2 separate regions of the Homo sapiens genome follow, and region 2 is linked to region 1. Evidence: chromatin loops called from intact Hi-C (ENCODE). Cell type or tissue: PC-9. All regions are shown on one strand. Links, peaks and the distances in the headings refer to the core of each region. The heading gives the core; the rest is flanking DNA. Region 1 has its middle 54 kb from the start of SPATA12. Region 2 overlaps SLMAP (sarcolemma associated protein).

What was found. Hi-C counts contacts between places; a loop is a spot of excess contacts. Peaks named below come from ENCODE experiments on the same cell type or tissue, not always from the same donor. Only the 100,000 strongest peaks of a DNase experiment are listed, where the experiment ranks them.
Region 2: a loop joins it to region 1, with 6 times the contacts of the local background. A loop is called at or near these places in 1 of 110 quality-filtered maps.

The regions. Positions count from the first base shown.
Region 1 is chr3:57,004,050-57,009,431 of GRCh38, forward strand. It overlaps a transcript of ARHGEF3 not described here. Among named protein-coding and RNA genes, the nearest start is that of SPATA12, 54 kb to the right of the region's middle. RefSeq lists enhancers at 2,445-2,976, 3,532-3,826. In PC-9, for the core only: a CTCF peak has its summit at 2,937; DNase peaks (open chromatin) are centred at 2,542, 3,152 and 3,642; H3K4me3 peaks cover 1,914 bases; H3K27ac peaks cover 3,608 bases.
Region 2 is chr3:57,850,972-57,856,353 of GRCh38, forward strand. All of the region lies in intron 6 of SLMAP (sarcolemma associated protein), which reads left to right. Among named protein-coding and RNA genes, the nearest start is that of SLMAP, 97 kb to the left of the region's middle. In PC-9, for the core only: CTCF peaks have their summits at 2,143 (motif pointing left) and 2,346; no DNase peak of the experiment used is centred there.

The DNA of each region.
Region 1 (5,382 bases), core at 165-5,164:
AAGGAGCTCATTCATCCAGAGGGAGGCAGAGAAGCTACCACCTGCTCCTAAAGACTGGATGGAATATGGGCCCCAGCCGTGCCCAGTGAGGTGCTGTGCGAACCTGAGGGAAGGTGTTCGGTCCACACACACAGGACCCTGACCTTCCCAGCAGAATGTCCTCGTCAGCCACAACTGGTTACAAAACCCAGGGAGATAATGACAGTCTGGAGCCACTTATTTGCAGATGTTTCAGTGGATTCATTTTCTAATAGATCCGCCCTGATAACGTGTCCACATTTGCAAGAGATAAAAAGCTGGCAAGGGAGACAGCAACACCCTCGGGGCTTCCTTCCTGGAATCCTTCAGTGGCTCGTCTGCATTTACCAGCCAGGTTTTCCTTCTGTTCTCTTCAGTTCCTCACCGCACCTTCAGACAGCTGATGCCCGACATTTCCTTTCTGTCTGGCCAAGGCCAGGCACATAAGCAGATTATTCTCATGTAAGAGAGGCAGCAGCATCTTCAATCTACAGATCCCCTTTCAAGTAAACTGGCCCCAGCATGCACTGATCTTAAACAACATGTCACAGAGTCTTACCCCAGCTTGTCCAAGCAAACTGAGATTTCATTACATGCCTAGACAATAATAGTTTATGCAGCCGGCGCAGTGGCTCATGCCTGTAATCCAGCACTTTGGAAGGCTGAGGCGGGAGGATTGCTTGAGGCAAGGAGTTCAAGACCAGCCTAGGCAACATAGTGAGACCCTGTCTCCGTTCTAAAAATTAGCCAGGCATGGTGCTATACACCTGTAGTCCCAGCTACTCAGGAGGCTGAGACAGGTGGATCACTTGAGCCCAGGAGTTTGAGGCTGCAGTGAGCTGAGATTGTGCCACTGCAGTCCAGCCTGAGTGACAGAGCAAGACTCCATTTTAAAAATAAATAAATATATATATATATATATAGCTCTGTAATCCCTGAAATAAATGGAGGTACAAAAAAGGAAAGTCTTCCTCTTTATAGATGCTTTCTTAGAATCTGCAAGGGATCTCAGCCCTTGCTAAAATGTAGACTATAAGGCCAAAATTATAAGCTACAATGATTCTACTAGGCACCTCCTAGGTGAACAACAGCTTCAGAATTTGAGAGATTTGAGAGATGGGAATGGGAACGTCCAGGAATAGCTAAAAGAAATGACAGCATTTATTGAGTACTTAATCTTATCATAATACTTACCATAATACTACATCCTAGGTACTAACATTTATCCCCTTTTACAGATGAGGAAATTGAGGCACAGAGCATAAAGTAGCTTGCCCACGAACCACAGTTAGTAAGTAGTGGAGCAGAATGAGAGCCCAGGGAGGCAAACTCAACAGTAGAAATGTCTGTGGCAACCCATCTCAGTGCCACCTGTCCCCACTGCCACACAGTCAAATCAAACAAGGGAGAAAGGAGTGTTGCCAATGAGAACTGGATTTTTTTGTGCAACGGGGCAATCTCAACATGAATCACAGACTCACTGGAAGTCCTCTAAACAAGCCTAGCATTTCAGTTGCTGTGACAGCCTGCCCATCCTGCTCCCTATCGGGAGGGGTTCCTGCCATCTCTGTCTATAGACCTCACTCATCCATGTCTGGCGCTGAGGGTCAGGACCTGGAGCTGTAAACTGGGTCCTTGAAGGAGTGACGGCATCACTTCCATAAAGCTCCGTTCTCTAATATGTAAAAAGCAGAGAATAATGTTTGCTGGGCACCCGGCAGAGGGCCTCCCTTCTGTACCATAACTCAGCATAGAAAGGGAAGGTTACATGCCCTGGAACAAAAATACCCCTCAGATTTGCCAAACGCTTTCTAGTGTTCAAAGTTTTTTACGTATGCGATCTCCTCTGGGATAAATCAATATTATTTCTTGTTAGGATATGATGAGCACCTATTAGAAGTGACAAACGCATATGACAACATACAGCCTTCAAGCCTATAATTAACTTACCTGTAACACTGCACCCACATAAAGCCTGATGGCCCCATAACTGTAAATAAAGCTATCCCTAGCACCTGGCACACAGTTGGTGGCTTAATCAATGTTGAATGAATATTGGATAACCAGGAACCACTTTTAATAGGATCTGCCATGTTCCCTGTTCCCTGGAGCCACATAAAGCAAGTGTATATATAGAAACCATCCCAGTCATGCATTAAAGTAACGTGAGAGCAAATCACTGAGAAGCCAAGTTCTGCCACACCTGCCAGGGGAGCTCCCAGCTGTCGATGCCAATGACCAGCGTGAGGTATCTGGAGAACCACTACACCGACAAGATAGATTTCAGTTGTTTTCAAACAAGCCATCAAAGTGGCTAATGGCTTCCCTCAAAGAAACCCCACACCTTCAGCCAACAGACAAGGAACTCATTAGGCGGAGCTCCCCGCTCCGATCTCCACTGTCCACAAGCTTCTTCCAAGCCGTTAGGAAAACAGCTCCCCAGAGCCCACATGCTGACAGGCAGCATCCGGGGTGATCAGATTTCTATCAGTAAAGACACATGGCATTTCTCTCTGGCTCCAGTTCAGAATCTCACCCCACCCACCCCCAACAGGCAGATCGTAGCTTTTCATAGGTCCTAAATAATCCGGCCTTTAAGAAAATGCTCGTGTATCAGTGACACACACAACATCACCAACACAGTCACTCGTTCAATGTGCTGCCTGCTCTCGACACCCCCCCAAACACGGTCACACTTTCTCATGCCCGCCTGGAAATCCATCTCCATCAGAACCAATGAACCAGCATCTCCCTTGGGCCCTAAGCGCCACAGGAGTCTCCCTCCTGACATTCAGAGAACAACCCTCCCTGGCTGAGTTTTCCCAAAGCTGGATGGCACAACCCTGCTTAGGGATCTTTAAGCCCAAAACTCCTGACCCAACATCCAAGTGATATTCCACTGACACACGGTGAGAATTTGGGCTGCTGGTTCTGCCCGTGGAGGGGCCACAGGGGGCGCTCCTGGGGCGATGGTCACACTGTGCTCCTCACTCTGGGTGCTGACTATTAAGGTGTGCTCAGCATGTGAAACCCAGCAAGGTGTACAGTTACTTGTGCACTTTTGTTTTTATGTTATTCATCCATAAAGAATTAATAAATAAGGTGCTGACTCACATGAATTCTCAGTTTGTTCTGGAATCTTAGGAGTCGAAGGTGGGGGGGTCAATAACACCATACTTCAGCCACATAAATCAGACTTTCTCAATAGCCTGAAAAACCAGTTGTTCCTGCCATTGATTGCGCTGGTTCCAGAAACACCTCCAACAGCCCTGAAGGAAAGACAGCCATGAAACAGTCACCACTGCACGTGCCTTCTGCTGAGGCTGAGCTGGAATTGATTTTGTTTATTCCAAAATCAGGCTTGGAAAGTGAGAATTTGGTCTTCCAGGTGAAAACAGGCAGGCATCTTGGTTTTCTGCAGAACCTCCTATTTTTAAAATTGGGTTGCTCACAGGGGATGGATGCTTTGACCCGAACACACAATGTTTTTCAAAAACAGAGGCCATGCCTGCAGTGTTGCGCCCGCCCCTCCACATTTACCACCACACTCAGCCTCTTCCTAGCCGACCAGGGACGGGTGAGTTCCGGGAACTCTGCTGCTCATGAGTCACCCTCCAGGGGCCTGACAACTGCTCCTGGATCCTGATCAGTTTTCTTCAAGAGACTGGCTTTGGTGTTTAGGGCTCACGCTGCAATAGCTTGCAAAAATAAAACTTCTCTCCTTATTACGAGCAGAGTGAGCAAGCACATGAGAACACAAGAATCAAACCCTGCCCCTCTCCTCCTGCATAACAGGAAACATTCATTTCTGAGCCCCTAGGTCAGGCTATCATTTGGCAGCTCAACTATTTTAGCAAAGGCAAGTTTCTCATCACCTTTTCCCGGCAGGGCTGCTTAGCTGGGCACCTTGGGTTTGTGCCATGGTCCAGGGGCAGTCTGGACTTTCCTGGCCAGAGGACAAAGCTGGATTGGCCTAACACCACGAGAATTTTTCTAGCCTGCTTTGTGCTCTGCTGAGATCTCCAAAATATATTAACCGTGTAGATCCTTGGGCAGAAAATTCTCTGTTGAGCCACGCTACATGTACTTTCCTAGAACAGATCAAACTTCAGCAAAATTAAATCTGTGAGCTTTTCAGTATGATTAATCCCTAGGAGGTGGCCCTGCCAAGAATAGCCTTGTCTGGAAACGTGTGAGCCTTTTTGGCTCAACCGAGAATGAAGACCACGCTCACGCTTCCTGGGGCTCCTGTGGTCACTCTGCTAGCTCCACAGAGCAGTTTGGATGACCCCTTTACCTGCAATAAAACTCCACGTAACAGCCCGCTTGCCAAACAGAAACACACTGTCTGGATGGAATTGGAAGAAATAGATCTGCAGTGGGAGCTCCAGAGAGCTGGATTCCACGGACAAGCCTTTTTTTTTTTTGAGACAGAGACTCACTCTGTTACCCAGGCTGGAGCGCAGTAGCGTGATCTTGGCTCACAGCAACTTCTGTCTCCCAGGTTCAAGCAATTCTCCTGCCTCAGCCTCCCAAGTAGCTGGGATTATAGGCAATTACACCCAGCTAATTTTTGTTATGTTTAGTAGAGACGGGGTTTCTCCATGTTGGCCAGGCCGGTCTTGAACTCCTGGCCTCATCTGATCCACCCACCTCAGCCTCCCAAAGTGCTGGGATTACAGGCATGAGTCACTGTACCAGGCCCTGTCATTTTTCTCTGGACCTCTGTTTCCGCATCTGTAAACCCTAGGGGCACAAGCACAGCATCTCTCAAGTCCCTTGCAAGCTGGTGGATTTTCAATTCCAGCTCAAAAATATATTTAAAAGAATTTTTTTCAATGAATTGCCAACATTTCAAAGTCCAGATGGCTCTCATGAGAATTGGGAAGTTTTACATTAAGATTCCAATTTCTACATGATCTTGGGAAATTGGCAGATCTGGCCCCATGGGCTAGCATTCTCAACAGGAGGCAGGAACCAGGATGGGCCATGAGTTCCTGGGAAACAGAATGCATGGCCCAAGCCATTGCTCTCATTTTCATGATGGGCTGGCCCTGTGAGCCTCAAGTTTGAGGCTCCCATTCTGAGGTCCGGCTCCTCCCCACCCCTGCCCTTTAACATATTGCTTAAACTTTTTCACTTTTCATTTCAGCTGAACGCTCAAGAATGAACTATGAAATCAAAATTTTTTATTTAAAAAAAATAGTACCAAAAAATCTGTTAAGTGGAGATCCACCAACTTGGGGCCTATCCCCCAGCCTGCCTGCAATTCTGACACTGCTCATGCAAGGAACCTAGAGCTACTTCTAAAGTTCCCCGGACCCTCTGACCTCTATGGGCTGTCTCGCACAACCCGCCACCCCT
Region 2 (5,382 bases), core at 193-5,192, 850 kb after region 1:
TTTTGATTGCTTAATAATATTAATAGCAAGTAATTATATAGCACTTATTATATGCCAAGCTTCATTCTAGCACTTTACCTATATTATTTAATTCTCACAACAGTCTTACAAGGTGCATATTTTATTCCTATTTTTACAGATAGAGTAACTGAGAGGCAGGAAGATTTAATAATTTATACAGTATCACATATCAAGTATATGGTAGAGCTGGGATTTGAACCTGGACAGCCAGACCTCAGATTTTCTGCTTTGTGTAACTACTGTGCTGTGCTGCTGGATTCACAGAATAATTTCTTGGTGTAGAGCAGATACTGCTTCAAGTTAATGCCATATTTAAAGAACCGTATAAATCTTTAAAAAGCAAACAAGTGTTTTGGGTTGTTTTTTTTTTTTTTTCTGGTTTTTGTGGGTTTGGGCTAGATTATGTTTCTTATTCTGGTGAGGGAGCATGGTTAAAGAAAACTCCTGGATCAGGAGATTAGAGACTGAGGTATTTTTTGTTTTTGTTTTTTTTTTTTTGAAATGGACTTTCGCTCTGTCACCCACGCTGGAGTGCACTGGCGCAATCTAGGCTCATTGCAACCTCCACCTCCCGGGTTCAAGCAGTTCTCCTGCCCCAGTCTCCCGAGTAGCTGGAATTAAAAGCATGTGCCACCACACCTGGCTAATTTTTTGTATTTTTAATAGAGTAGAGTACATTTTTAGGTTTCACCATGTTGGCCAGGCTGGCCTTAAACTCCTGACCTCAAGTGATCCATCCACCTTGGCCTCCCAAAGTGCTGGGATTACAGGTGTGAGCCACCGCACCAGGCAAGATTGAGGTTTTTATCTTAGTTCTGCTACTCAACCCACTTTTGTGACCTTGAGTGAGTCATTTTATGTGGGTAGGCCTTCAGTTGTCTTTTGTTTCAAATAATAGAACCAAACCTGTGATCCTGGGTCCCTATATTCTTTTTTGAGGTGGAGTCTTGCTCTGTTGCCCAGGCTGGAGTGCGGTGGCGTGATCTTGGCTCACTGCAACCTCCACTTCCCGGGTTCAAGCGATTCTCCTGCCTCAGCCTCCTGAGTAGCTGGGACTACAGGCATGTGCCACCACGCCTGGCTAATTTTTTGTATTTTTAGTAGAGAGGAGGTTTCACCGTGTTAGCCAGGATGGTCTCCAATCTCCTGACCTCGTTATCTGCCCACCTTGGCCTCCCAAAGTGCTGGGATTACAGGCCTGAGCCACCACACCCGGACCCCTACATTCTTTTATAGGAATCAATCAGTGAGAACAGTTTCATCTTAGTTAAGAATGTACACATCTATGAAAATGAACAGAAAATTATCAATGTATTAATCAGATCTTATCTTCCACCAGGCATAATGTATGCATAGAAAAACATTACACATTTGGATTTTAATAGAGTATTTAAGAGTATTCTAAGCCAAAATTCCCTCATTTAATCCTTGGCTTTAATTTCTGACCTACTGGAAAAGTTGTTTAACCCTTTTGTGCCTCATTTTCCTCATCTGTGAAATGGATATAGTAATAGCACTTAACTTACACAGAATTGTGAAGAATAAAAAAATTAATATATGTAAAGCACTTAGAACAGTTCCTGGCACATAGAATGTATGCCATAAATGTTAGTAGTTTACCATTCAATAGGAAGGCACATTAATTAAGCTGCTTATTATTAGAGGTGGAAGAAAACTTTGAGATTAATGTAGTTTAAACCTCATTTTTCATATGAGAAATGTGGGGCTCATATAGGTTAAATTATTTGCCCAGGCATGTATACTACTGTTACTAGTCATCGTGGATAGCAAATCTCACTCCCTCACTCTCTCACTCTTTCCAACCTTCTTGTTCTGTGAATATCCCTAGTGTCCTAATCCTCTGCTGTTCCTTTTCTAGCTCTTTGAGATAAAATTATACCAGTCTTTTCTGTATATGTTCTTATTGAACTGCTAAAGTTCTAATGTAAATTGTGAACATTTTAAGTAAAAACTGGAATAGATGCATTTTATACCTTAGAACTAACTAAAAGACCATTCCTGGACATATTAGATTTCTGTTAGGATATAGTTCATGGAGTTAAACTCTAAATGGAATTGAATTAAAAAGGTGAAATTACACCATCTAGTGGAAGTAGATTCTAAAGATATGGTTGGTTGATGGTTTTGTTTTTCAGTAAAACTTTTTGCAGCATCTGAGTGATTTCCTGAATGTTAGGAATGTTTTAGGAACTTAAACTTGGCAAATAGTCTCTTAAGTGAAGCTGTGTTTTAATATGGATTCTGAGGTGTATGGCTTTTTATTAGATTCTTTAACCGATAGCTTTATTATAACCTATAGCTTATATTAAAATGTAGTACCTCTAAGTAGACAAAATTTTCCGTAGTCATTATTTATCAAGGATGTGGAGAGCAATAAATTAATGCTTTAAACCTCAAGTACTATGTTTGAAGTGTATACTTCTCTGTTGAGGTGTCTCAGAGGCGTTAGGGTCATAAGTGTTCCTCTGGATAATGACAGGAATAGAACAAGGTGAAGAAGGTATGCCAAAACCACAACTAAGTGCTATGAGCATTTCACCTTGATTCTGAGTAAAGGAGTCTCGCTTAACAGCTATTAACTGTTAACAAGCCACCTAAAGTTTAGACTTTGTACACCAATGTCTTTCTCTGTAAAATATATCTTTGGGCTGGGCACGGTGGCTATGCCTGTAATCCCAGCACTTTGGGAGGCTAAGGCGGGCGGATCACCTGTGGTCAGGAGTTCGAGACCAGCCTGACCGACATGGAGAAACCCCCGTCTCTACTAAAAATACAAAACCAGCTGGGCGTGGTGGCGCATGCCTGTAATCCCAGCTACTCGGGAGGCTGAGGCAGGAGAATGACTTGGACCCAGGAGGCGGAGGCTGCGGTGAGCCGAGATCATGCCACTGCACTCCAGCCTGGACAATAAGGGTGAAATTCTGTCTCAAAAAAAAAAAAATTATATATATATATATATATATATATATATATATATATATATATATTTACATATAATATATATTATATATAATATATAATGTGTATATATATACACATAACATATATAACACATTATATATATATATTATGTGTAAATATATATGTATCTTTGGATATATATATCTTTGGAGCTGCCAAATAGTTATTTAATTCTCCCATTATAAGTCCCTTAATTACATTGAACCAATATTCAGTGGACTCTTACCTATTTTGGTATATTAATTACTGCTAAGTGTTATATAGTCAGAGAGAATCAGAACACCTGAAAATGCAATAGGCTGTGCGAGTGAAGCAATCTCTCTTTTTAAATGTATATATTGGCCGGGCACGGGGGCTCTTGGCCTGTAATCCCAACACTTTGGGAGGCCGAGGCAGGCAGATCACTTGAGACCAGGAGTTCAAGACCAGCCTGGCAAACATGGAGAAAGCTCATCTCCACAAAAAATACAAAAATTAGCTGGGCATGGTGGTGTGCACCTGTAGTCCCAGCTGCTCAGAAGGCTGAGGCATGAGAATTGCTTGAACGCGGGAGGTGGAGGTTGCAGTGAGCCAAGATCATGCCACTGTACTCCAACCTGGGCTGCAGAATGAGACTCTGTCTCAGAAATAAAACAAAAATGTATACGTTTATATAAACAACATTTTTAAAAGGAAAAATTAAAAGCTATTTCTATTTTGGATATCATACTTGTGCAATTAAGCCATTATAAAGTATTTTTGCTGATGACCAGATTATCTTGGCTTCAGTTGGAATGAGTTTGTTCTGAGATGTATATATTTCACATATATTCACATATATGTGTATGTGGTTGTATATATACACATGTATACATGTATATACTATCATGTATCGCTTAACAGGCATATGATCTCATTAGGTGATTTTGTCTTTGTGTGAACATTATACATTGTACTTACATAACCTAGATGGCGTAGCCTATTACACACCTAGGCTATATAGTGTAGCCTATTGCTCCTAGGCTACAAACCCATACAGCATGTTATTGTACTGCATACTGAAGGCAGTTGTAACACAATAGTATTCGTGTTTAGAAACATATCTAAACACAGAAAAGGTACAGTAAAAATAACAGTATAAAAGATAGAAAAAGGCTGGAGGCAGTGTAATCCCAGCACTTTGGGTGACCGAGGCAGGAGGAACACTTGAGGCTAGGAGTTCGAGACCAGCCTGATCAACTTGGCAAAACCCTGTCTCTACTAAAAATACAAAAATTAGCTGGGCATGGTGGCACATGCCTGTAGTCCCAGCTACTCGGGAGGCTGAGGTACCAGAATTGCTTGAACCCAGGAGGCAGAGGTTGCAGTAAGCCGAGATCACACCACTGCACTCCAGCCTGGATGACAGAGCAAGGCTCTGTCTCAAAAAAGAAAAGAAAAGAAAAGAAAAAGATAGAAAATGATATACCTGTACAAGGCACTTACCATGCATAAAGCTTGCAGGACTGGAAGCTGCTCTGGGTGAGTCATTAAGTGAGTGGTAAGTGAATGTGAAGGCCTGTGACATTACTGGACATTACTGTAGACTTTATAAACACTGTACACTTAGGCTGCTTTAAATATATATTTAAAAAGTTTTTGGGGCAGGCATGGTGGCTCATGCCTGAAATCCCAGCACTTTGGATGGCTAAGGTGGGAGGATCTTTGAGACCAGGAGTTCAAGACCATCCTGAGCAACATAAGAACGCCCCATCTGTTAAAAAAAAAAAAAACAAAAAAAAAAACTTTAAATAAAAATATTAGCTGGAGGTTGGGTGCGGGGACTCACACCTGTGATCCCAGCACTTTGGGAGGCCAAGGCGGGCGGATCACTTGAGGTCAGGAGTTCGAGACCAGCCTGTCCAACATGGTAAAACGCCGTCTCTACTGAAAATACAAAAATGAGCCAGGCGTGGTGGTGCTGCATGTCATCCCAGCTACTCAGGAGGCAGAGGTGAGAGAATTGCTTGAACCCAAGAGGCGGAGGTTGCAGTGAGCCAAGATCGCGCCATTGCACTCCAGCCTGGGCAACAGAGAGAGACTTCGTCTCAGAAAAAGAAAAAAAAAAAAATTAACTGGGCATGGTGGTGTGTGTCTGCCTCCTAGCTATTTGGAGGGCTGAGGCAGGAGGATCATAAGCTCAGGAGTTTGAGATTACAGTGAGCCATCACTTAGTGACATCATCATGCAACAGCACTCCAGCCTGGGTGACAGACCTAGACTCTTGTCTCAAAAAAAGAAAAAAAAGTTCTTCTTTCTTCAATAATAAGCTAACCTTAGCTTGCTGTAACTTTTTTACTTTATAAACTTACAAGTTTTAAAACCTTTTTGACTCTTGTATTCACACTTAGCTTAAAACAC